Linked DNA regions of Homo sapiens: all the other regions are linked to region 3. Evidence: chromatin loops called from intact Hi-C (ENCODE). Cell type or tissue: GM12878. All regions are shown on one strand.

Region 1 (8,000 bases), 120 kb after region 3:
TCACCCAGGCATGGTGGCTCACGCCAGTAATCCCAGCACTTTGGGAGGCCAAGGCAGGCAGATCACGAGGTCAGGAGATCAAGACCATCCTGGCTAACATGGTGAAACCCTGTCTCTACATAAAAAACAAAAAACAAAAAACAAAAAATTAGCTGGGCGTGGTGGTTTGCACCTGTAGTCCCAGCTACTCAGGAAGCTGAGGCAGGAGAATGGCATGAACCTGGGAGGTGGAGCTTGCAGTGAGCCGAGATTGCGCCACTGCACTCCAGCCTGGGCGACAGAGCAAGCCTCCATCTCAAAGAAAAAGTAATAATAATAGTGTTACTATATTTTCAGGGATAGAAGTTTCAGATACTTGGTCAGGCGCGGTGGCTCATGCCTGTAATCCCAGCACTTTGGGAGGCCGAGGTGGGCAAATCACCTGAGGTCAGGAATTTGAGACCAGCTTGGCCAATATGGTGAGACCCCATCTCTACTAAAAACAAAAATTAGCCAGGCATGGTGGCAGGTGCCTGTAATCCCAGCTACTTGGGAGGCTGAGGCAGGAGGATCACTTAAACCTGGGAGGCAGAGGTTGCAGTGAGCAGAGATTACGCCATTGCACTCCAGCCTGGACGACAGAGCCACACTACACTCCATCTCACAAAAAAAAAAAAAAAAGAAGTTTCAGGTGCTGCCAGGCACAGTGGCATGCTCCTGTAGTCCCAGCTACTGGGGAAGCCAAGGTGGGAGGATCACTCAAGGCCAGGAGTTCAAGACCAGCCTGGGCAACATAGTGAGACCCTCATCTCTACAACAACAACAATAACAAAAAATTAGCTGGGCGTGGTGGTGTGTGCCTGTAGTCCCAACTACTCGGGAGGTTGAGGTGGGAGGATTACTTGAGCCCAGAAAGTCAAGGCTGCAGTGAGATATGATTGCCTCACTGCACTCTAGCCTGGGCAACAGAGCAAAACCCTGTCTCTTTAAAACAAAAAAAGAAAAAGAAAAGAAAAGAAGTTTTAGGGGCTGAAATTTTAGGAAACATACTGTCTCCAATACTCCAAGCAATCTGGGGGCTTCAATTTACTATCCCAGTTCATTGATGATGAAAACAGGCTTCCAGACCAACGTGATGAAACCCTGTCTCTACTAAAAATACAAAAATTAGCTGGGCGTGGTGGTGAGCACCTGTAATCCCAGCTACTCGAGAGGCTGAGGCAGGAGAATCGCATGAACCCGGAAGGCGGAGGTTGCAGTGAGCCGAGATCACGCCATTGCACTCCAGCCTGGGTGACAAAGTGAGACTGCGTTTAAAAAAAAAAAGAAGAAGAAAGAAAATAGGCTTCAAAGAAGTTAAACAATTTCCCAAGTTTCCTTGGCAAGGAAGTGAGCTAACAGCCAAATTCGGATATGATTCCAAAACTCCACAGTTATTGGCTAAACTGGAATCTACAGATATTAAAAAATTATTGGCAAAGTTTTTGCAGTGTGACAATGGTATTGCGGTGAGGTTTTTGTTTTTATTTTTGTTTTTGTTTTCGAGACAGTTTTGCTCTTGTCATCCAGGCTGGAGTGCAATGGCATGATCTTGGCTTACTGCAACCTCCGCCTCCCACGTTCAAGCAATTCTCCTGTCTCACCCTCCCGAGTAGCTGGGATTAGAGGCACCTGCCACCACACCTGGCTAATATTTTGTATTTTTAGTAGAGACGGGGTTTCACCATGTTGTCCAGGCTGGTCTGGAACTCCTGACCTCAGGTGATGCACCCGCCTCGGCCTCCCAAAGTGCTGGGATTACAGGCATGAGCCACCATGCCCAGACTGGTTAGGCTTTTAAAGAGTCTGGGCCAGGTGCAGTGCCTCATGCCTGTTATCCCAGCAGTTTGGGAGGCCAAGGCAGGAGGATCACTTAAGCTCAGGAGTTCAAGACCAGACTGGCCAACATATTGAGACTCCATTTTTACAAAAAATTAAAAAATTAACTAGACATGGTGCATGTGCCAGTGGTCCCTGCTACTCTGAGGTGGAAGGATCACTTGAACCTGGGAAGTTGAGGCTGCAATGAGTCGTGATCACGCCACTGTGCTCCAGCTTGGGCAACAGAGTGAGACCCTGTCTCAAAAAAAAAAAAAAAAGAGTGTGTATGTTTTAGAGACATATAACAAAATATTTATGGAATGATAAGATAGCTGAGATTTGCTTCAAAATAATACCTGACAGGAAGGCAAATGGGATGGGGGCGGGGTTGGCGAGGTTGAGTAGGGGGTGATGGTGGTTAGGGTGGGCTGCGGTTCATTATACTATTCTGCCTACTTTAGTGAGTGTTTTAAATTCCCTATCAGAATATGCTTCAATTTTGTACTCTTAAAAAATAGTGGCTGGGGCCGGGCACACTCCCAGCACTTTGGGAGGCCCAGGCGGGATGATCACTTGAGGCCCAGAGTTTGAGACCAGCCTGGCCAACATGGTGAAATCCCATCTCTACTAAAAATACAAAAAAAAAAAAAAATTAGCCAGGCGTGGTGGTGCATGCCTGTAATCCCAGCTACTTGGGAGGCAGAAGCAGGAGAATTGCTCGAACCCAGGAGGCGGAAGTTGCAGTGAGCTGAGATCACACCACTGCACTCCAGCCTGGGGGACAGAGCAAGACTGTCTCAAAAAAAAAAAAAAATAGTGGCTGGGAATGTTGGCTGACGCCTGTAATCCCAGCATTTTGGGAGGCTGAGGCAGGTGGATTGCTTGAGCCCAGGAGTTCGAGACCAGCCTGGACAATATAGTGAGATCCCATATCTACAAAAAATAAAAATTCACCAGACTTGGTGGTGCATGCCTGTAGTCCCAGCTACTGGGCAGGCTGAGGTGGGAGGATCACTTGAGCCCAAGAGGTTGAGGCTGCAGTGAGCTATGACTGCACCACTGCACTCCAGCCTGGGTGACAGAGCAAGACCCTGTTTTAAAAAAAAAAAAAAAAATCGTGATTATCCTTATGCATTGAGTAACCACGAGCCCAGGGCTAGGGGATTTCTGTGTAGTCAACCTTAGAACCAACACAGGGGTTAGGAGTGCCAAGCTCACCCCTACAGTCAAAAATCTGCATGTAACTTTTGACTGCATGTAACACCTACTATTGACCAAAAGCCTTATTGATGACATAAATGGTCGATGAACACTGATTTTCTACATTCTATGTATTATATACTGTATTCTTGCAATAAGTAAGCTAGAGAAAAGCAAATGTCACTAAAAAAATTCTGGTGTTTTGTTTTTGTTTTGTTTTTTGTTTGTTTGTTTCATTATTTGAGATGGAGTCTCACTCTGTTGCCCAGGCTGGAGTGCAGTGGCATGACCTCAACTCACTGCAACCTCTGCCTCCTGGGTTCAAGCGATTCTCCTGCCTCAGCCTCTGAGTAGCTGGGATTACAGGCGCCCACCACCACGCCTGGCTAATTTTTGTATTTTTAGTAGAGGCAGGGTTTTGCCATGTTGGCTAGGCTGGTCTTGAACTCCTGGCCTCAGGTGATCCACCCGTCTTGGCCTCTAAAGTGCTGGGATTACAGGAGTGAGCCACTGTGCCCGTCCAAACTTCAAAGGAAGAGAAAACATATTTACTATGGATGAAGTGGAAGTGGATCATCACAAAAGTGTTCATCCTTGTCGTCTTCACCTTGAGCAGGCTAAGGAGAAGGAGAAGGAGGAAGAACAGAAGGAGGGCTTGGTCTTGCTGTCTCAGGGGTGGCAGGGGTGGAAAAAAATCCACGCCTGAGTACATCCGTACAGTTCAAACTCGTGTTGTTCAAGGGTCAACTGCACTTCCTTCGTCATCCCTGCGTGGCTAACATTATAATACCCACTTTGCAGAAGAGGAATCTAAGCTGGAAGATGTTAACAAACCCAATTAAACTGACTAAGGAGTCCTGGCTGAGCATGAGTGGGGAAGCAGCGCCCCCTCGAGGCCATCACGCGAATGACCAGAAGCAGCTTGAACCCAGGGCAGAGTCAGAGGAGAGGCTGCGGAGAGGCGCTGGACAGGGAGCAACATTGGGGGAGAGCGGTAAAAAGAGAAAAAAGCAACAAAGATAAAGAATATTTTTTCCAATTTTTTTATTGTGTCCAAATAATACATAATATTTAAATACTTTTTTTTTTTTTTTTGAGACGGAGTTTGGCTCTTGTTGCCCAGGCTGGAGTGCAATGGCGCAATCTGGGCTCACTGCAAACTCCGCCTCCCGGGTTCAAGCGATGCTCCTGCGTCAGCTTCCCGAGTAGCTGGTATTATGGGCACCCGCCACCACACCTGGCTAATTTTGTTTTTTTTTGTTGTTGTTTGTTTGTTTTTTGTTTTTTTTTATAGTAGAGACGGGGTTTCACCATGTTGCTCAGGCTGGTCTCGAACTCCTGACTTGAAGTGATCCACCCGCCTCAGCCTCCCAAAGTGCTGGGATTACAGGCATGATCCACCACACTCGGCCTTAAATACATTTTTTTAAATTATTACTATTTTTAGAGACAGGGTCTCACTCTGTCACCCAGGCTGGAGTGCAGTAGCATAGCCTTGTTCACTGCAACCTTGAACTCTTGGGCTCAAGCAACCTTCCCACCTCAGCCTCCAGAGTAGTTAGGACTGCAGGTGCACGCCACCTGCCTGGCTAATTTTTTTATTTTTTTTATTTTTATTTTTTTTTTTCGTAGAGATGGGGATCTCGATATGTTGTCCAGGCTGGTCTTGAACTCCTGGCCTTAAGCGATCTTCCTACCCCGGCCTCCCAAAGTGCTGGGACTACAGGCGTGAGCCACTGCACCTAGTGATTATTTTAAAAAATTAAAATTACTGGGCCGGGCACGGTGGCTCACGCCTGTAATCCCAGCACTTTGGGAGGCCAAGGCGGGGAGATCATGAGGCCAGCAGATTGAGACCATCCTGGCTAACAAGGCGAAACCCCATCTGTACTAAAAATACAAAAAAAAAAAAAAATTAGCCAGGTGTGGTGGCAGGCACCTGTAGTTCCAGCTACTCAGGAGGCTGAGGCAGGAGAATGACGTGAACCTGGAAGGCAGAGCTTGCAGTGAGCCAAGATCATGTCACTGGACTCCAGCCTGGGCGACAGAGCGAGACTGCGTCTCAAAGAAAAAAAAATTAAAATTAATGCAGAAACTACACAATGAATAAAATATCAAGATTTATTTATTTATTTTAATTTTTTTGACACAGGCTCTCCTTCTGTCACCCATGCTTGACTGCAGCAGCGTGAACACAGCTCACTGCTTCCTGGGGTCAAGTGATCCTCCTGCCTCAGCCTCCATACTAGCTGGCACTACAGGTGCACACCACCACACCTGACTAATTTTTAAATTTTTTGAGGAGGTGGGATCTCACTATGTTGTCCACGCTGGTCTGGAACTCCTGGCCTGAAGGGATCCTCCCACCTCAGCTTCCCAAAGTTCTGGGATTACGGGCATGAGCCACTCAGTCTGGTCTATTTGTTAATTTACTTATTTAGAGACCAGGTCTCCCTCCATCACCAGGCTGCAGTTTAATGGCACAATTACAGTTCACTGCAGCCTCGAACTTCTTGGCTCAAGTGATCCTCCTACCTCAGCCTCTCAAGTAGCCAGGATAGGCACGAGCCACTACACTCAGCCCTAAGACAGGTATTTTTTTATACTTAATTTATTATTGTGGCTTTTTGCAACATGGCAAAACATTACAGCTTAAAGCAGACATCATCTCCTTATAGAGGAGGAAAAAGTTTTGCAGTCAAATCAAATTGTAATTAAGAGGTCATTGCTATACCATTCTATTCAGTTTAATAAAAATGATATTATAACTTCATGAACTCCAGAGATAATAGGTTACTTAATAACATAGGCAAAAAACCAGAGGATACACTGGTTGAATAATAAAGGACATGGTAAGGAATATAGGTCCATCTATGCCTATGATAATAAACATAAAAGACTGCAGAACAATTTAAGAACTTAGAATAATCACAGATCTATTCATAAAAGTTCAAAATGTGCCTGATTACCGAAAAGGAATTATTAAGGTATGCAGTGAAGGGAATGGAGCAGGGCTGGGCGCGGTGGCTCATGCCTGAAATCCCAGCACTTTGGGAGGCAGAGGTGGGTGGATCACCTGAGGTCAGGAGTTCGAGAACAGCCTGACCAACACGGTGAAACCCTGTCTCTACTAAAACTACAAAAATTAGCCGGGTGTATTGGCATGCACCTGTAATCTCAGCTACTCAGGAGGCTGAGGCACGAGAATCGCTTGAGCCTGGGAGGCAGAGGTTTCAGTGAGTCGAGATCACACCACTGCACTCCAGCCTGGGTGACAGACCGAGACTCCAGCTTAAAAAAAAAAAAAAAAAAAGGAAATGAAAATGAAGCGGAATAAAATATAAAATGTCTTTTTATTTCTCTCTGATTTCAACTTCCTTTTTATCTGTATGTTGTATAGGGAGAAGATGTGCCTCAGTATTGAAGATCCAATGCTCCAGTGGAAGAAGATTGTCATCAGAAAATATCAGGTACAGGCCGGGTGTGGTGGCTCACGCTTGTAATCCCAGCACTTTGGGAGGCTGAGGCGAGTGGATCATGAGGTCAGGAGTTCAAGACCAGCCTGGCCAACATAGTGAAACCCCGTCTCTACTAAAAATACAAAAAATTAGCTGGGCGCAGTGGCGGGCGCCTATAATCCTAGCTACTCAGGAGGCTGAGACAGGAGAATTGCTTGAACCTGGGAGGTGGAGGTTGCAGCGAGCCGAGATCGTGCCACTGCACACCTGCCTGGGCGACAGTGCAAGACTCTGTCTCAAAAAAAAAAAAAAGAAAAGAAAAAAGAAAGAAAGAAAACATTGGGAACAAATACAACAGGAGGTCTCACTTTTGCACAGTGAGCCATATTCTTCTTGGGATCACAGACTACATGAGACCCTCAATAAAAGCTTTGGACCTCCTCCTACCAAATAACACGTGCACACAATTTTGCCTACACTCTTACAGGATGCACGGAACCTCTAATTCCGGTCCTTGGATTTTCTAGCAGCCAATGATGCCCAAGCTAAGAGGCCTCAAGTCAGCCAAATACTCTGAGATTCAACCATGTAAGAAACTAAGTATCAGCTGGGCGCGGTGGCTCACGTCTGTAATCCCAGCACTTTGAGAGGCTGCAGCAGGCAGATCACCTGAGGTCAGGAGTTCGAGACCAGCCTGGCCAACATGATGAAACCCTGTCTCTACTAAAAATACAAAAAACTAGCCGGGTGCAGTGGCTCACGCCTGTAATCCCAGCACTTTGGTAGGCCAAGGTAGGCGGATCACGAGGTCGAGAGATTGAGACCATCCTGGCCAACATGGTGAAACCCTGTCTCTACTAAAAATACAAAACTTAGCTGGGCGTGGTGGTGCACACCTGTAGTCCCAGCTACTCAGGAGGCTGAGACAGGGGAATTGCTTGAATCTGTGAGGCAGAGGTTGCAGTGAGCCAAGATTTGCCTGTAATCACAGATACTTGGGAGGCTGAGGCAGGAGAATCACTTGAAACCTGGAGGCAGAGGTTGCAGTGAGCCAAGATCACGCCACTGCACTCCAGCCTGGGCAACAGAACAAGACTCTGTCTCAAAAAAAGGAAAGGAAGGGAAGAGAAGGGGAGGGGAAGGGAGGGGAGGGGAGGGAAAGGGAGAAAGAGAAGGAAGGAAGGAAAAAGAAAAATAGAGAAAGAAAGAGAGAGAGAAAGAAAGAAAAAGAAAGAAAGAAAGAAGGAAAGAAAGAAAGAAAAAAGAAAGAAAGAAAGAAAAAGAAAGGAAGAAAGAAGGAAAGAAAGAAAAAAGAAAGAAAGAAAGAAAGAAAGAAAAGAGAATAACACCTAATTGGCTTCTCCTTGACTCTGGGCTGGACTTAGTGACTTGAATAAAGCAATGTGATGGTGTTTGACTCAGACCAGATCAGAAATGGTACTAGGTCTTCTTTGCTTTCTTGGATTGCTTGCTCTGGGGAAGTTAGGTGTCATGTCATGATAA
Region 2 (8,000 bases), 220 kb before region 3:
GGCATGGTGATGCGTGCCTGTAACCCAGCTACTTGGGAGACTGAGGCGCAAGAATTGCTGGAACCCGGGAGGCAGAGGTTGCAGTGAGCCGAGACTGCGCCGCTGCACTCCAGCCTGGGAGACAGAGCAAGATTCCATCTAAAAAATATATATGTGTATGTGTGTGTGTGTGTGTCTGTATGTGTGTCTGTGTGTGTGTGTATGTGTGTGTGTATATAGATGCTAATCTATTTACATGTTTATTGAATGTTTACTATCAGTAAGGTTTCAGTCAGCAGTAGCTATCAGTAAATTTGGGGGAAGTCAAAAGTTAGATACAGATTTTTGACTGCACAGGGGTTGATGCCCCAAACTCCCGTGTTGCTCAAGGGTCAATCGTATATCATTTCAAACCCCCATGAAGACCCAGACAGCATGTTTGGGGTGGGAGTGGGCCATGCCGGGGATGGCCTTGTGGAAGGCAGGCGTTTAGGCGCAGTACTCTAAAGCAGGTGGGCTCAGCTGAGGGCCCAAGCCTAGAACCGCTGGCAGACACATGTTCTCAGTAAGGGGCCTGGGCCGCCTTGCCATCCACTTGGCTCTCTTGGGAAGAGCTCACCACACCCTCGGAAACTTCCTGAGCTCTGATTCCCTGGGGGGTGGTGAAGAACAGCGCTGTATCTTAACCCTGCACAAGCCGTTAAGCTTCTGTTAAGTTTCCAGAGAGGGGACTCCAGGGTCTCCCCTGATTATCCCTTCTGCTTACAGATCGAGATGCTCAGCCCCTTCGAGGCAGTGGCCACACGCTTCAAGGAGCAATACAGGACATTCGCCACGGCCCTGGACACTACCAGGCACGAGCTGCCCGTGAGGTCCATCCACCTGGAGGGAGATGGGCAGCAGCTCTTAGGTAGGAAACGGGGCGTCCCAGTGCGTGTGCAGCAGGCGGGGCGAGGAGCGTGTGTGGGTGCTTCCTGTGGGCCTGATGTCATCACCGCAAGTGCCCTCTTCCCCAACTAAGGCAGAGGATGGGGAGGGCTGGCCAGGCTGTGGTTCCTCCAAGGGTCTCGCCCTGAGTAAGTAACCACACTGGGATTTGAACCTTGGGCAGTGGGATTCACAGTGATCTGTCCTGCCGAAAGGCATTTTGCGGGGACGACCTGTAGTCTCCTGAGTCCTGCTCCCAACAAATATGCCGTAGTGGTTGGGGGGTGACAAGACCACCAGCCCCACCCCGGCTTTCCCCCTCAGCAGAGCAGTGAGGTCCCTTTCAGGCATAGGGTTCCCACCTAATCCCTAACTTGAAGACTTTGGCAAGTGTGAAAAACTGCCGCGTTGCACCTTAAATTCTCTTCAGAACAGGTATCTTCCCACAGAGCAAGTTTTTGGCTACCCTGGAGTTTGGTTCTTTTTTTTTTTTTTTTTTTTTTTGAGACAGCATCTTGCTGTGTCGCCCAGGCTGGAGTGCAGTGGCACAATCTCAGCTCACTGCAACCTCTGCTTCCTGGGTTTAAGTGATCCTCCCACCTCAGCCTCCTGAGTAGCTAGGAGTACACGTGGGCACCACCACACCTGGCTTATATATATATATATATATATATATATATATATATATATATATATATATTTTTTTTTTTTTTTTTTTTTTTTTTTTTTCTGTAGAGACGGGGTTTCGCTATGTTGCCAAGGCTGGACTTGAACTCTTGAGTTCAAGCAGTCCTCCCACCTTGGCCTCCCAAAGTGCTGGGATTATAGACATGAGTCACCATGCCCTGCCATTGTTCTTTTTTTTCTGCGGAGGTGGAATCTTCTAGCGTAGTCACCCAGCCTGGAGTACAGTAGTGCAATTATAGCTCACTGCAGCCTTCAACTTCTCAGGCTCTACTCAGATCCTCCCACCTCAGCTTCCTGAGTAGTAGCCTCCCTAGTGCTTCAGGCATCCACCACTGCACCTGGCTAATTTATTTTTGAAACGGAGTTTCACTCTTGTTGCCCAGGCTGGAGTGCAATGGTGCAATCCTGGCTCTCTGCAACCTCCACCTCCTGGGTTCAAGCGATTCTCCTGCCTCAGCCTCCCGAGTAGCTAGGATTACAGGCATGCACCACTATGCCCGGCTAATGTTGTATTTTTAGTAGAGACAGGGTTTCTCCATGTTGGTCAGGCTGGTCTTAAACTCCCGACCTCAGGTGATCTGCCCGCCTTGCCCTCCCAAAGTGCTGGGATTACAGGCATGAGCCACTGCTCCTGGCGCACCTGGCTAATTATTATATTTTTTTTTGTAGAGACGAGGTGTGGCTATGTTGCCCAGGCTGATCTAGAACTGCTGGGCTCAAGTGATCTCCTACCTTGGCCTCCCAAAGCACTGGGTTCCTGAATAGGTGTGAGCCCCCTGCCCGGCCGGGTTTCTGATTTTATGACTGCGGTCACCTCCACATCTGTAACTCTTAGAAAACACTCAGTCTCTGCTCAGTTCCTTAGGTAGTTCCTGGGAACGGCCTAGGGATCGTGTTGAGTTTTCCGGGGCTGCCATACCAAGCGGCCACAGAATGGGTGGTTTGCAACAACAGAAAGATATTCCCTCCCAGTTCTGGGAGTCTTGATTTCAGCCAGAAGTCTGAAATCAAGGCGTTGATGGGATTGGCTCCCTCCAGGGGCTGTCAGGTGAGCTCATCCTGTGTCTCCCCCACCTGCTGGTGGCTGCTGGTGGCCCTTGGCGTTCCTTGGCTCATGGCCGTGTCCCTCCATTCTCTGCCCGTCCTCACGTGGCCTCCTCCCTGGCTGTCTCGTTATTGAAATTTCCTGCATCAGGCTCAGCACGGTGGCTCATGTTTGTTATGCCAGCACTTTGGGAGGCTGAGGCGGGTGGATCACGAGGTCAGTAGTTCAATACCATCCTGGCCAAGACGGTGAAACCCTGTCTCTACTAAAAATACAAAAAAAATAGCCAGGTGTGGTGGCAGGTGCCGGTAATCCCAGCTACTCAGGATCCTGAGGCAGGAGAATCGCTTGAACCCGGAAAGTGGACGTTGCAGTGAGCCAATATTGTGCCACTGCACTCCAGCCTGGGTGACAGAGCAAGACTCTGTCTCAAAAAAAAAAAAAAAAGAAAAAAAGAAATTTCCCGCATCCGATGAGGACACAAGTCACTGGATTAGGCCCCACCCATCTTAACTCCCCCCCATCCACAAAACCCTGTTTCTGGTTAAGGTCATGTTCACTAGGAGTGGAGGATTGGAGTGAAACGTACGTATTGGGGAGGGCATAATTCGGTCCACAGCCGGAGGGAGAAGAGGCTGGCTGATACGGCACTTAAAAGGCTCCCAAAATGTGACTCTCATGTACGACTGGCCTTGATGTGATGTATGTCAGGGTAGAGAGGCGTGTTGTCCTAGTGCAGGTGACACAGGTCCCGCAGTTGCAGGCATCCTTCTGCTCAGTGGTGCAGGCAACAAGGACTGTTTTTCAGTTGCTCATGGTCTGGCTTGGAGGCCTCAGGCATTCTCCCTGGCACAGCACAGCCCTTTTCACATTTGCATTGGTTTCTGTTGAGGACACCAGAGTGACATTTCAGTTCTGGTCCAATGCCCTCCTGGATAGATGGATGTGCCTGTCCCACAATCTCAGAGCACGGGATGGATAAGGGACGAATGTCTTCCTTGGCTTCTGCTTCTTCCCTGTGCGCTCTCCACGGTTCCAGCGCGATAGCCGAGCATCATGACAGAAGTCTGTCGGCCGCTCCACTTGTGTGTGCCTTGCGTGGGGCACCTTGCCATCCATCGCCCACCATCCCTCTTCCCCTCCAGACGCCCTGCAGCATGAACTGGTGACCACTCAGCGCCTCCTGGGAGAACTTGATGTTGGTGATTCGGAAGAAAATGTGCAGGTGCTGGACTTACTGAGCGAACTCAAGGACGTGACGGCGAAAAAGGACCTTGAGCTCCGAAGGTACCTCGGAAAATGCTTTAAGAAAGAGGTGGCACCCTGTTTGCTCAGGGCTGTTGGTGGCTGCACTGTTGGGGTGGTGCCGAGTTCCTCTAGGAGTTCAGAGGAGGTTCAGTCCCCTGAGCGAGCTGCTCTTTTCCCAGACGCTGCATGATACAAGAATGGCCAGCAGGTGTCATTGTCATCTGTATTGTGGATAACAAAATCTCCATCCAAAAGCACCCGCCTTGCCTTCCCTTTCTTTTTTTTTTGAGACAGGTTCTCACTCTGTCGCCCAGGCTGGAGTGCAGTGGCAGATCTCAGCTCACTGCAACCTCAAATTGCTGGGCTCAAGTGATCCCACCTCAGCCTCTTCAGTAGCTGGGACTGCAGGTGTGCGCCACCATGCCCAGCTAATTTCCCTTTTCTAGCCTACTTCTCAGTCATTTTTGAGCTAATGGGGACTCTAGGTGAAGTGAGGATCAAATATGCTATAAGACGTGTCCTAGATTCACAGAGTATAAGACTCAAGCAGAGCAGGGGGAAGAGAGAACAAAAGAGCTCAGAAAAATCCATGGAAGGGCCAGGCGCAGTGGCTCACGCCTGTCATCCCAGCACTTTGGGAGGCCGAGGTGGGAGAATCACTTTAGGCCAAGAGTTCAAGACCAGCCTGGGCAACATGGTGAGACCTTGTTTCTATTTATTTATTTATTTATTTTGAGACAGAGTTGCTCAGGCTTAAGTGCAATGTCATGATTTTGGCTCACTGCAACCTCCACCTCCTGGGTTCAAGCAATTCTCCTGCCTCAGCCTCCGAACTAACTGGGATTACAGGTGCACACCACCACGCCCGGCTAATTTTGTATTTTTAGTAGAGACAGTGTTTCACCTTGTTGGTCAGGCTGGTCTTGAACTCCTGACCTCAAGTGATCTGCCCACCTCAGCCCCCCAAAGTGCTGGGATTACAAGCGTGAGCCACCATGCCGGGCCTCTCTATTTAAAAAACACAAAAATTAGCCAGGCACACTGGTGCATGCCTGTGGTCTCAGCTACTCAGGAAGCAGAGGTGGGAGAATCATCTGAGCCTGGGGAGGTCAAGGCTGTAATGAGCTGTGGTCGTGCCACTGCATTACAACCTGAGCAGTAGAGTGAGACCCTGTCTCAGGAAAAAAAAAAAAAAAAAAAAAATCTATGGAAGTTCTCAAGCAGCTGGAAGAGAAAGGGTGTCACCTATCATTCACATCCTCAGAGTAACCCAGCAGCACAGGCGCCCTCACATCAGCCCTGTTGGTGTTTTCAATGCCTTCCAGGGTAAGGTCCCAGGAGGATGTTTTTTGAACTTCTGATTGATAGAAATGGCCCAGATCTTAAAGGACTGTGCAGTGGCTTGCACAGAGCACATATCCTTGTGCGTCCAGACCCCCAAAACCCATCAAGATCTCCCCCCGCTTTTTTTTTTAACCTCCCCCAGGAGATTTCTAACCACGCGCTTTTCTCCACCTCTTCCAGTAGAGTATCTTTTCTCTTTTTTACAATGCTAAATCTTTTTCCTGAGTTGCTTAAAATATTGGAAAAGGACTTATGCAAAACAGCCAGCCACCCACTGTGGCATTTCTTTCTCCTGTGGGTGGCCATGGATCAATTCAGGAGACATCAAAGGGTTATAAAGCCACAGTCCCACTCCCAGGATAACTCATTCATCCATGAACGGCAGAATGTTCATGAACCCAGTTACCTCTTAAAGGCCCCACCTCTCGCTGCTGCCACATTGGGGATTATTATTATTATTGAGACAGGATTTCATTTCATTGCTTAGGCTGGAGTGCAGTGGCGCGATCTCGGTTCACTGCAACCTCTGCCTCCGAGGCTCAAGCGATCATCCCACCCCAGTCTCCCAAGTAGCTGGGACTACAGGCGTGCACCACTGCACCCAGCTAATTTTTTTTTTTTTGAGACGGAGTCTCACTTTGTCGCCCAGGTTGGAGTGCCAGTGGCGCGATCCTCGGCTCACTATAGACCCTGTCTCCTGGGTTCAAGCGATTCTCCTGCCTCAGCCTCCCCAGTAGCTGGGATTACAGGTGCGTTCCACCACGCCCGGCTAATTTTTGTATTTTTAATAGAGATGGGCTTTCACCATGTTGGCCAAGCTGGTCTTGAACTCCTGACCTCAGGCGATCTGCCCGCCTCAGCCTCCCAAAGTGCTGGAATTACAGGTGTGAGCCACAGCGCCCAGTATTTTTAAAAAAATTTTTGTATAGACGTGGTTTTGCCATGTTGCCCAGGCTGGTCTCGAACTCCTGGCCTCAAGCCATCTGTCTGCCTCGGCCTCCCAAAGTTCTGGGATTACAGCACTTCAATCCCACTTTACCTGGCCAGGGGATTAATTTTTAATGGGAGTTTTGGAGGGGACAGATACTCCCACCACAGCAGCAGCACAGCACTGAGCTCCATGAACATTTCTTGGATGAATCTTTCCTTTCATGTCTGGTGCTGTTCTTGGGGGGTTTCCCTGATTGAGTCTTTTCAGACGGATCTTATTTGCTGGCCCTTTCCCACTGAGCACGTAGGGCATGTGAAAATCCGCCTCCCCGTGTGGCAGCCCTCCGTTCACCACACACATGCGCTTCACCTCAGAGGGTGAAAGCCGTTATTCTTTCTCCCATCCTCAACAGGAGCTTTGCCCAGGTGCTGGAACTCTCCGCAGAGGCAAGCAAAGAGGCAGCCTTGGCAAACCAGGAAGTCTGGGAAGAGACCCAGGGCATGGCGCCCCCCAGCCGGTGGTATTTCAATCAAGACAGTGCCTGCAGAGAATCTGGGGGAGCACCCAAGAACACGCCCCTGTCTGAGGACGACAACCCGGGTGCCTCGTCAGCCCCCGCTCAGGCCACGTTCATCAGCCCAAGCGAAGATTTTTCTTCAAGCAGCCAGGCAGAAGTCCCGCCCTCTCTCTCTCGTTCAGGGAGGGACTTGTCATGACTCATGGTTACATTCAGGATACTTGAGCACTTTATATACTACCGTAGCACTGTAGCTATTTTTTATGTGATAATCTTGTTTGATAAAAAAGTAAACCTGTTTTGCAATTGAAGCCTCCATTTTCTATGAAGGGGCCAGTTGGAAGACCTGTGTTTTCTCAAGTTCTTCTGGATGACTGGTCCTGAAATTCCGGGCCTCCACGACATGCCCAGTATCCCACTTTCAAGATGATTTCATGTCCTTCAGTCACAAGGGTGGTTTTGGGACAGCAAGTTAAGAATTGTCCCTCGAGTGGACATACTTTATTTACTTTTTTAGGGAAATGCAATTCTTTATTGGAACTCAAGTTTGTGTCTGTAAACATTCAACAGAAGGGGTAAAACAAGAACAATCCACATCATCCTTCCCCTGGCCCCAGCTTCTGGGGCTGAAGTAGGGAGCTTCCACTTTAACCCGACTGGCTCTGGCTCCAGGGCCTGAGATGCCTTCGTAATCTGGCAACTGGGTCCCAGGCAGCCTTGAGAAACTGCTGGGTCCCTGCCTTGCTGGCAGCTTCGGGAGGTCTCTGGGTCCCCATCTCGCTGGCAGCTTGAGAGACTGCAGGGTCTCGTCCTTCCACACCTCCACCAGGGAACCCTGGGTCCCGCCCTCCAGGACGTCCACCACTGGGTCCCGGCATCCCGCACCTCGACTGGAGGGGACATATTTCAGTTCCAGTCTCGGTAGTTGTCACTGGGAGATGCTCAGGCTCTTGCCATAAACCCCATCTGTGCTCCACTGGGACTTTGGCCCAGAACATTTTCCTCCAACCAGCTCTCCAGCTTCCACCCCACGCGGTGTGGGCTTTGGGAACTTACTGATCCCCAGGTCACATTTCCAATTCGTATTGCTGGAGGTGTGGGTTTTGTTGCCTGGTTTGTCTTTGTTTGGTTTTAGACAGGGCTTGCTCTGTCTTCTGGGCTGGAGTGCGACGAATCTGCCTGGTTGTCCCCAGTGAGTCCAGGTTGGGTTTCATGTTGTAGTGTCTGCCTTCAGCTTTTAAAATTTCTGCAAACTGGGGCAAATACAGCAGACTTGTCTGGAGCCCTTTAATATTGAGGGACCCCACGCAGTTGCTTCAGTT
Region 3 (8,000 bases):
GGTATGATCCCGGCTCACTGCAACCTTTGCCTCCCGGGTTCAAGTGATTCTCCTGAGTAGCTGGGATCACAGGTGCCGTGCGACCACGCTGGCTAATTTTTCTATTTTTAGTAGAGATGGGGTTTCACCATATTGGCCAGGCTGGTCTCGCTTGACCTCAAGTGATCTGCCCACCTTGGCCTCCCAAAGTGCTGAGATTACAGGCGTAAACCACTGCGCCCAGTCAGTGGCGGGGTTTGTTGTAAGATTCTCTGGGGATGTCCGGAATGATTCTCTGCTCAGGCTCACAGGGGGCTGCGTCTGTTTCTCCATGGTGCACAGGTTTGATGGCAGAAGGGGTCGGAACGAGCAGGGTGTGGGTATGTAGGGAAGCAGCATGGAGCCAAGGTCTGTTTCAGAGGCAGCTGTAGGCTCACTGCGAGCCCCCCACCATTCCAAGGAGGCATTTCCAAGCTCCGCATGCACCCTCTGATCCCCTAAAGTGTGCCACTGCGACAAAATGGGGAACCACGCTCTAGACCAGGGCTTGGCAAAAAGAGCCAGATGGGACGGTACAGCCACCACGAGGGACAGTGTGGCAGTTACCTCAACAGGTTGACCATGGAATTATTGCTACCATATGACCTGGTAATCCCACTCCCAGGTCTATAACCAAGAGAACTGAAAAAAGGTGCTCAGGCCAGGGACAGTGGCTCAGGCCAGGCGCAGTGGCTCACACCTGTAATTCTAGCACTTTGGGAGGTTGAGGTGGACAGATCCCTTGAAGTCAGGAGTTTGAGACGAGCCTGGCCAACATTGCAAAACCCCGTCTCCACTAAAAATACAAAAATTAGCCAGGTGTGGTGGTGTGCACCTATAGACCCAGCTACTTGGGAGGCTGAGGAGGAAGAATTGCTTGAACCCAGGGGGTTGTGGTGAGCCGACAATGCACCACCGCACTCCAGCCTGGGAAACAAAAGCAAAACCCCATCTCAAAAAAAAAAAAAAAAAAAAGCCAGGCGCGGTGGCTGGAACCTGTAATCCCAGCACTTTGGGAGGCCAAGGATGGCGGATCACGAGGTCAGGAGTTCAAGACTAGCCTGGCCAACATGGTGAAACCCTATCTCTACTAAAAATGCAAAAAAATTAGCCAGGCGTGGTGGTGGGAACTTGTAATCCCGGCTACTTGGAAGGCTGAAGCAGGAGAATTGCTTGAACCTGAGAAGCAGAAGTTTTAGTGAGCTGAGACCCCGCCACTGCACTCCAGCCTGGGCGACAGAGCGAGACTCTGTCTCGAAAAAAAAAGAAAAAGAAAACACGTGTTCCAACACATCCTCACACATGAATGTTCGTTGCAGCACTATGCACAACAGCCAAAAGGTGGAAACAGGCCAAACATCCATCAACAGAAGAGTGGGCATGCGAAATGTGGTCCTGCCATACAGTGGAGAATGATTCAGTCTTAAGGAAGGAAGCACTGATACCGGCTCCGATGTGAATGACCCCGGAAAACACGATGCTGAGTGAGAAGCCAGACACCAACAGCCACACGGTGTATGACCCCACTGATATGAAATGTCCATACGGGCAAATCCATAAAGACAGGAAGCAGACTCATGGTTGCCAGGGGCTTGGGGAGAGGAGAATTAGGAGGTTCAGGGTTTGATCCTGGGGTGATGTTAATGTTCTGGAATTAGTGGTGATGGTTGTACAGTATTGTGAATATACTAACACTTTAAAATGATGATGATTTTATGTTATGTGAACAGTATCACAATATGAAACATTTTTAAAAATTTAATCCTTTGAAAATGTAAAAATCACAACCAATCACACCGAGCCAGGCTGGCTTTGGTCTCCAAGCTACCATTTGCCGACTGTGCTGCTCTAAACCACCCAGCACAAGCCCAGTTTTCTTTTTCTTCCGGCACCTCCTCTCTCCCCGTGCCCTGGGTGGCCTCATCAGGCAGAGTTCGAACTGCCTCCCACACCATGACAACCATCCTGCGTGGCCGACACGTCCATCTGAGCATCCACACACAGCCCCGCCTGGGTACTGATTAACAGAGCCTCAAATGGCAGGCACCGCACAGACACATAGCAGCCCCCCAACTGCCCTGGCCTTATGCACCTCAGCAGGGGCCCACACTTTTACCCAGAGAATCAGGCATCCTGAGATCAGCCCAGACTTCTCACTCTCACTGACACCCCCGCTCCTGATCTACATCATCATCCACTCTGCCCCCATCACATGGGAACCCCCTCTGGTCCTTGTCACCAGTCACTCTGTCCCCATCACTCAGGGCACTTCTCTGGTCCTTATCACTGTCCACTCCGTCCCCATCACTCGGGGGATCCCTCTCCAGTCCTTGTTACCATCCACTCTGTCCTCATCACTGTCTACTCAGTCCCCATCACTTGGGGACTGTCTCTGGTCCTTGTCACCATCCACTCTGTCGCCATTGCTGTCCACCTCTGTCCCCATCACTCGGGAGGCCTTCCCTACTCCTTGTTACCATCCATTCTGTCCTCATCACTTGGGAATTGTCTCTGGTCCTTGTCACCATCCTCTCTGTTCCCATCACTTGGGACCCTCTCTGGTCCTTGTCACCATCCACTCTGTTTCCATCACTGTCTACCCCGCCTCCATCACTTGGGGCCCCTCCCTGGTCTCCCAGGGGCCTCCTGACCCCTCATTCTCAGCACAGCAGCAGAACCGCCTCCCAGAACCATCCAGTGGTTCTCACGCTCCTGGCTCCCTCTCCCCCTTCTCTCCTTCAGCTCCTGACCCTGCCGTTCTCCTTGGCTGTTCCTCAAGCACACCCACTCACTCTCACCTCAGGCCATCACTCCCCACCAGGAACAGTCCCTCATGAAACAGGTCCTGCCCACAGCAACCTCCTCCCACCCTTCCCTGGCCTGCTCCATCCTCTCTCTGCCCTCTCCCATGCGCCACCCGCATCTGCCCATCTGTTTCTCATCGGACCCCCCACCTTGACTGTGCAGGAACCCTGAAAGCAGGGCCTCTGAATAAACCCCAGGGCCTGGCTCGGAGAAGGGGTCACCGCCTGCTCCATGAGCCAAGAAGATACAAACACAAGAATCGACTTGTTGACAACTAGCGGGACTTCCCCCAGAGAACAGCCAGGGGGCTCCCTTTGAATGTCGAGGGGCTGCTTAAGTTAGGAGCTGCACGTTAAGGGGTTATCTCTGTCTCTGTCCAAGCCAGCTGTCATCTTCCACGAGGCAGGGTCTGCCCTGAAGAGGACCCGCTAGCTGAGAGCGGCCATGTTCCCACCAGCATCCAGTTTCTCATTCCTGCACCATGCACTGCTCCCTGGCGACGTTCCAGAAGGTGGATACAGTCATGAACAAGACAGTGCAGGGCCCACCTCATCTTAAGGACTCACCGTCAACCAAGGAAGGAAAACCAATAAGAAACAATGCATTCTGAACTTCTTTTCCTAGCCGTTTTGAAATACATAACCCAGGGTGGTGTAAGAATGACACAGGGTAGGGACTAGGGGGCTCTCTGTGGAGCTGACATTACAACCAAGGCCTGAATTACCAGACAGTAAATGATGCTGACTCAGGAGGCCAAGGCAAGGCTCCAGTAAGAAGCTGTTCCTTCCTCCAAATTCCCCAGGTCGTCACTGGCCACACACCACGGCCTGTGTCTGTCTTCCCCTTTAGACTCGTGTTCTCAACCTGAGCAACTCTGCCACCCAGGGGACACTCGGCAACACGGGAGACACTTTAGGTTATCACATCTAGAAGCATCTGGTGGGTGGAGGCCAGGGAGGCTGCTCAAATACCCTTCAGTGTGCAGGACGGCACCTCGCCATAAAGAACAGTCTGGCCCCCAAAGCTGAAGACACCCTGCGCCAAAGGCTGCCCGAGGCTGGGACTCTCTTATTCACCTTCCTTACCACCTATGGGCCACTCCCTACTTGTCAGTAGCTGGCAGGCTTTGTGATAAAATTGGGGGGGGAAAAAGATACTTCAAAACAGTCAAACTAGAAAAACTAAGCAACAGAGAATACTGGCCAGGCGTGGTGGGTCACACCTGTAATCCCAAAACTTTGGGAGGCCAAGGCAGGAGGATCACTTGAGTCCAGCCTGGACAACATGGTGAAACCCTGTCTCTGTTTTAAAAATGTAAAAAAGGCCAGGCACAGTGGCTAACGCCTGTAATCTCAACACTTTGGGAGGCTGAGGTGGGGGATCACTTGAGGTCAGGGGTTCGAGACCAGCCTGGCCAACATGGTGAAAACCTGTCTCTACTAAAAATACAAAAATTAGCTGGGTGTGGTGGCACATGCCTGTAATAGCAGCTACTTGGGAGGCTGAGGCAGGAGAATGACTTGAACCTCAGAGGCGGAGGCTGCAGTGAGCTGAGATCACGCCATTGTACTCTAGCCTGGGTGACAGTGAAATGGTGTCTCAAAATTAAAAAATAATTCAATTAAAGTAAAAAAAAAAAAAAAAAGAACTTTGGGAGGCCGAGGTGGGCAGATCATGAGGTCAGGGGATTTCGAAACCAGCCTGACCAACATGGTGAAATCCCATCTCTACTAAAAATACAAAAATTAGCTGATAGTGGTGGCAGGCACCTGTAATCCCAGCTACTCAGGAGGCTGAGGCAGGAGAATCACTTGAACCCGGGAGGCAGAGGATGCAGCGAGCCAAGATCGTGCCATTGCACTCCAGCCTGGGCAACACAGCGAGACTCTGTCTCAAAAAAAAAAAAAAAAAAGATGGCCAGGTGCAGTGGCTCATGCCTGTAATCCCAGTACTTTGGGAGGCCGAGGCAGGCAGATCACGTGAGGTCGGGAGTTCAAGACCAGCCTGACCAATATGGAGAAACCCCGTCTCTACTAAAAATACAAAATTAGTCGGGCGCGCTGGTGCATGCCTGTAATCCCAGTTACTCAGGAGGCTGAGGGAGGAGAATCGCTTGAACTGGGGAGGCAGAGGATGCGGTGAGTCGAGATTGTGTCATTGCACTCCAGCGTGGGTAAAGAGCGAAACTCTGAAACTCTGTCACAAAAAAAAAAAAAAAGAAAGAAAAGAAAGAAAGAAAGAATATCACCAGGGCCTCTGTGTGTGGGAAACCCTGTGAGGCTTTCAGACGATGGCCTCTCAAAGGACTCCAGGGAGCCGAAAGCTCAAAGGACTCCTGAAGCCACGCGAGTCATGGCCTGGACCTGGGATATCTCTCATGTTTCTGTCCTGAAGCCACACAAACAACAGCCCAGACTGCTGGGAAACAGGGCTGGAAACCTGACAGCACCTGTGTCAATATCAACTGGAAGCCAGTGGGCTCCCAGGGGCCCCCGAAGAGAACAAACTTCTACACCTAAGCCTGGAAATGACTGTTCCCAGGCTGCAGCACGATGACCAAGGCCCTGCTGAGTAGCTACTAAGTGAAAGTTCTTTTCAAGCCTTTCCCCAAGTCGATGGGTCTGCACCGTCATCATTGTCACCTAAGCCACCTACGGGGAGACAAGACTGCCAGCCCTCCACGGTTGGGGACCCGCAGCTACTTAAAGGAAGAGCCAACTCCAAATACAACCAGTGTGGCGCCTGTCAAGATCTAGCCCTGAAAGCCGAGTTACTCCACGGGCAGGGACTCTGCTGAAAGGCAATTTCCACATGCAGGACGCACAGTTCACATCTTTTCACTCTGGCTCTTTCTGAGTGAGTGACAGGAACGAGACCCAGAGTTTCCACAGCATTCAGGCTCTGCAAAGTGCTCTGGTGGACGCTGCTATTGCAAATGAGCTTGGCTTTCTCCCGCAGTCGTGACTGTTCTGGAGATCAGTCTTGCTAAGGCTTTCATGGTCTAAGACACAAGCAGTACATCTGGATCCTGGGGCTTCATTTGCAAACAGGAAATGGAAGGCTCTTCAGAGTTCAGTGGCCACACGCTTCCAAGTTCCCCTTTAAAGCTGAGATTCAGCTGGGTGCGGTGGCTCACACCTGTAATCCCAGCACTTTGGGAGGCAGAGGTGGGCGAATCACGGGGTCAGGAGTTCGAGACCAGCCTGACCAACATGGCGAAACCCCCATCTCCACTAAAAATACAAAAAAATTAGCCGGGCATGATGAAGCGTGCCTGTAATCCCAGCTACTCAGCACGCTGAGGCAGGAGAATCTCTTGAACCCAGGAGGTGGAGGTTGCAGGGAGCCGAGATTGCGCCACTGAACTCCAGCCTGGGTGACAGAGCGAGACTCCTTCTCAAAAAAGGCAAAAAAAAAACCCTGAGACTCGCTCCTTGGCTTTCAGGAGACAACAGGCTGATGGCAGAGAGGGTCTTGCACAGAGAAGCAGCAGAATTTTTTTTTTTTTTGAGACGGAGTCTTGCTCTGTCACCCAGGCTACAGTGCAGTGGCACAATCTCTGCTCACTGCAACCTCCGCCTCCCAGGTTCAAGCAATTCTCATGCCTCAGCCTCCCAAGTAGCTGGGATTACAGGCATGCTCCACTGCGCCTGGCTGATTTTTGTACTTTTAGTAGAGACAGGGTTTCACCATGATGGCCAGGCTGGTCTTGAACTCCTGACCTTGTAATCTACCCATCTCGGCCCCCCAAAGTGCTGGGATTACAGGCGTGAGCCACTGCGCCTGGCCGAGAAGCAGCAGAATTGACACACACCTTGCACATGGAATTAATACAAAAGCACTGCCACATTACCCTTCGCTGTTCTCTTTCCAACTGACTGCGGAGTGTCAGATCCCTAATTGATTGGACGCTCTATCATCTCTTCCATCAAAGAAGACCTACCAAGTGCTTCCAGCAGTAGATTCTGACACTCCCTGCTAAAACTCTCGAGGCAAGGACTGGAGGAGGTTGGGAGAGCTGGTCCACTTACACCGGTGGTTCTCAACAGGGGCACTTTTGCCCCCCAGGGAGACACCTGGCAATGTCTGGAGACATTTCTGGCTGTCAGAACTGAGTGAAGGTCTGGTAGGTACACGCTACAGATCCTGCTAAACACCCCACAATGCACTGGGAAGCCCCCAACAGCAAAGAATTATGCCTTAAATGGGAAATAGTGTTGAGGTGGAAAAAATGACAATGGTCATCTTATAAAAGGAAATCTTAAGTAGGCTTTCTTTTTCTCAGAGGCGCTAGTAAGCTCAAGCATGAAGAGACTGCAGAGATAGAAGGGGCAGTGAGCCAGGCACAGTGGCTCACTCCTGTAATCCCAGCACTGTGGGAGGCCAAGGTGGGCACATCGCTTGAGGCCAGGAGATCGAGACCAACCCTGGGCAACATAGTGAGACCCTGTCGCTACAAAAAAAATAAATAAATTAGCTGGCCGTGGTGGTGCACGCCTGTAGTCCTAGCTACTTAGGAGGCTGAGACGGGAGGATCACTTGAGCCCAGGAGGTTGAGGCTGCAGTGAGATATGATGGCACCACTGCACTCCAGCCTGGGCAACAGAGTGAGAACCTGTCTTAAAAAAAAAAAAAAAAAAGGAGGCTGGGCACGGTGGCTCACGCCTGTAATCCTAGCACTTTGGGAAGCTGAAGCAGGCAGATCACTTGAGGTCAGGAGCTCAAGAACAGCCTGGCCAACATGAAGAAACCCCATCTCTACTAAAAATACAAAAATTAGCTAAGCATGGTGGTGCACACCTGTAATCCCAGCTACTCGGGAGGCTGAGGCAGGAGAATTGCTTGAACCTGGGAGGCGGAGGTTGCACTGAGCTGAGATTGCGCCACTGCACTCCAGCCTGGGTGACAGAGCCAGACTCCGTCTCCAAAAAAAAAAAAAAAAAAAAAAAGAGGGCCAGCACCTATCACCCAAGAAAAAAGGGACCAAAGCAAAGCCAGGAGTCCCAGCTGAGCTAATGATCCTATCAACAATTAAATGAAACACAGCCAACATAAACGTGGCTACTCACACACCATCTCGACCACTTTATTTTGTAGGTGGTACTGAGAGTGATCAGAGGCAGACGAGGACATGCTTAAATACAAGGGCAAGCCTGCCTGGTATGCTCGCTGGGAAA

What was found. Peaks named below come from ENCODE experiments on the same cell type or tissue, not always from the same donor. Only the 100,000 strongest peaks of a DNase experiment are listed, where the experiment ranks them.
Region 1: a loop joins it to region 3, with 2.5 times the contacts of the local background. A loop is called at or near these places in 9 of 110 quality-filtered maps.
Region 2: a loop joins it to region 3, with 16 times the contacts of the local background. A loop is called at or near these places in 4 of 110 quality-filtered maps.

The regions. Positions count from the first base shown.
Region 1 is chr19:16,710,830-16,718,829 of GRCh38, reverse strand. No RefSeq gene overlaps it. Among named protein-coding and RNA genes, the nearest start is that of NWD1, 5.0 kb to the left of the region's middle. In GM12878, a CTCF peak has its summit at 3,930 (motif pointing left); DNase peaks (open chromatin) are centred at 46 and 3,749; H3K4me3 peaks cover 355 bases; H3K27ac peaks cover 494 bases.
Region 2 is chr19:17,048,750-17,056,749 of GRCh38, reverse strand. HAUS8 (HAUS augmin like complex subunit 8) reads left to right here. Exons shown (of 11, transcript NM_033417.2): 9 at 748-889; 10 at 3,784-3,925; 11 at 6,574-7,021. The coding sequence ends at 6,877. Among named protein-coding and RNA genes, the nearest start is that of HAUS8, 23 kb to the left of the region's middle. RefSeq lists an enhancer at 6,637-6,931. In GM12878, a CTCF peak has its summit at 4,094 (motif pointing right); no DNase peak of the experiment used is centred here.
Region 3 is chr19:16,831,964-16,839,963 of GRCh38, reverse strand. The region is part of intron 3 of SIN3B (SIN3 transcription regulator family member B); the gene reads right to left. Among named protein-coding and RNA genes, the nearest start is that of SIN3B, 6.6 kb to the right of the region's middle. RefSeq lists enhancers at 2,813-3,314, 5,614-5,703. In GM12878, a CTCF peak has its summit at 3,707; DNase peaks (open chromatin) are centred at 3,663 and 5,843; H3K27ac peaks cover 2,358 bases.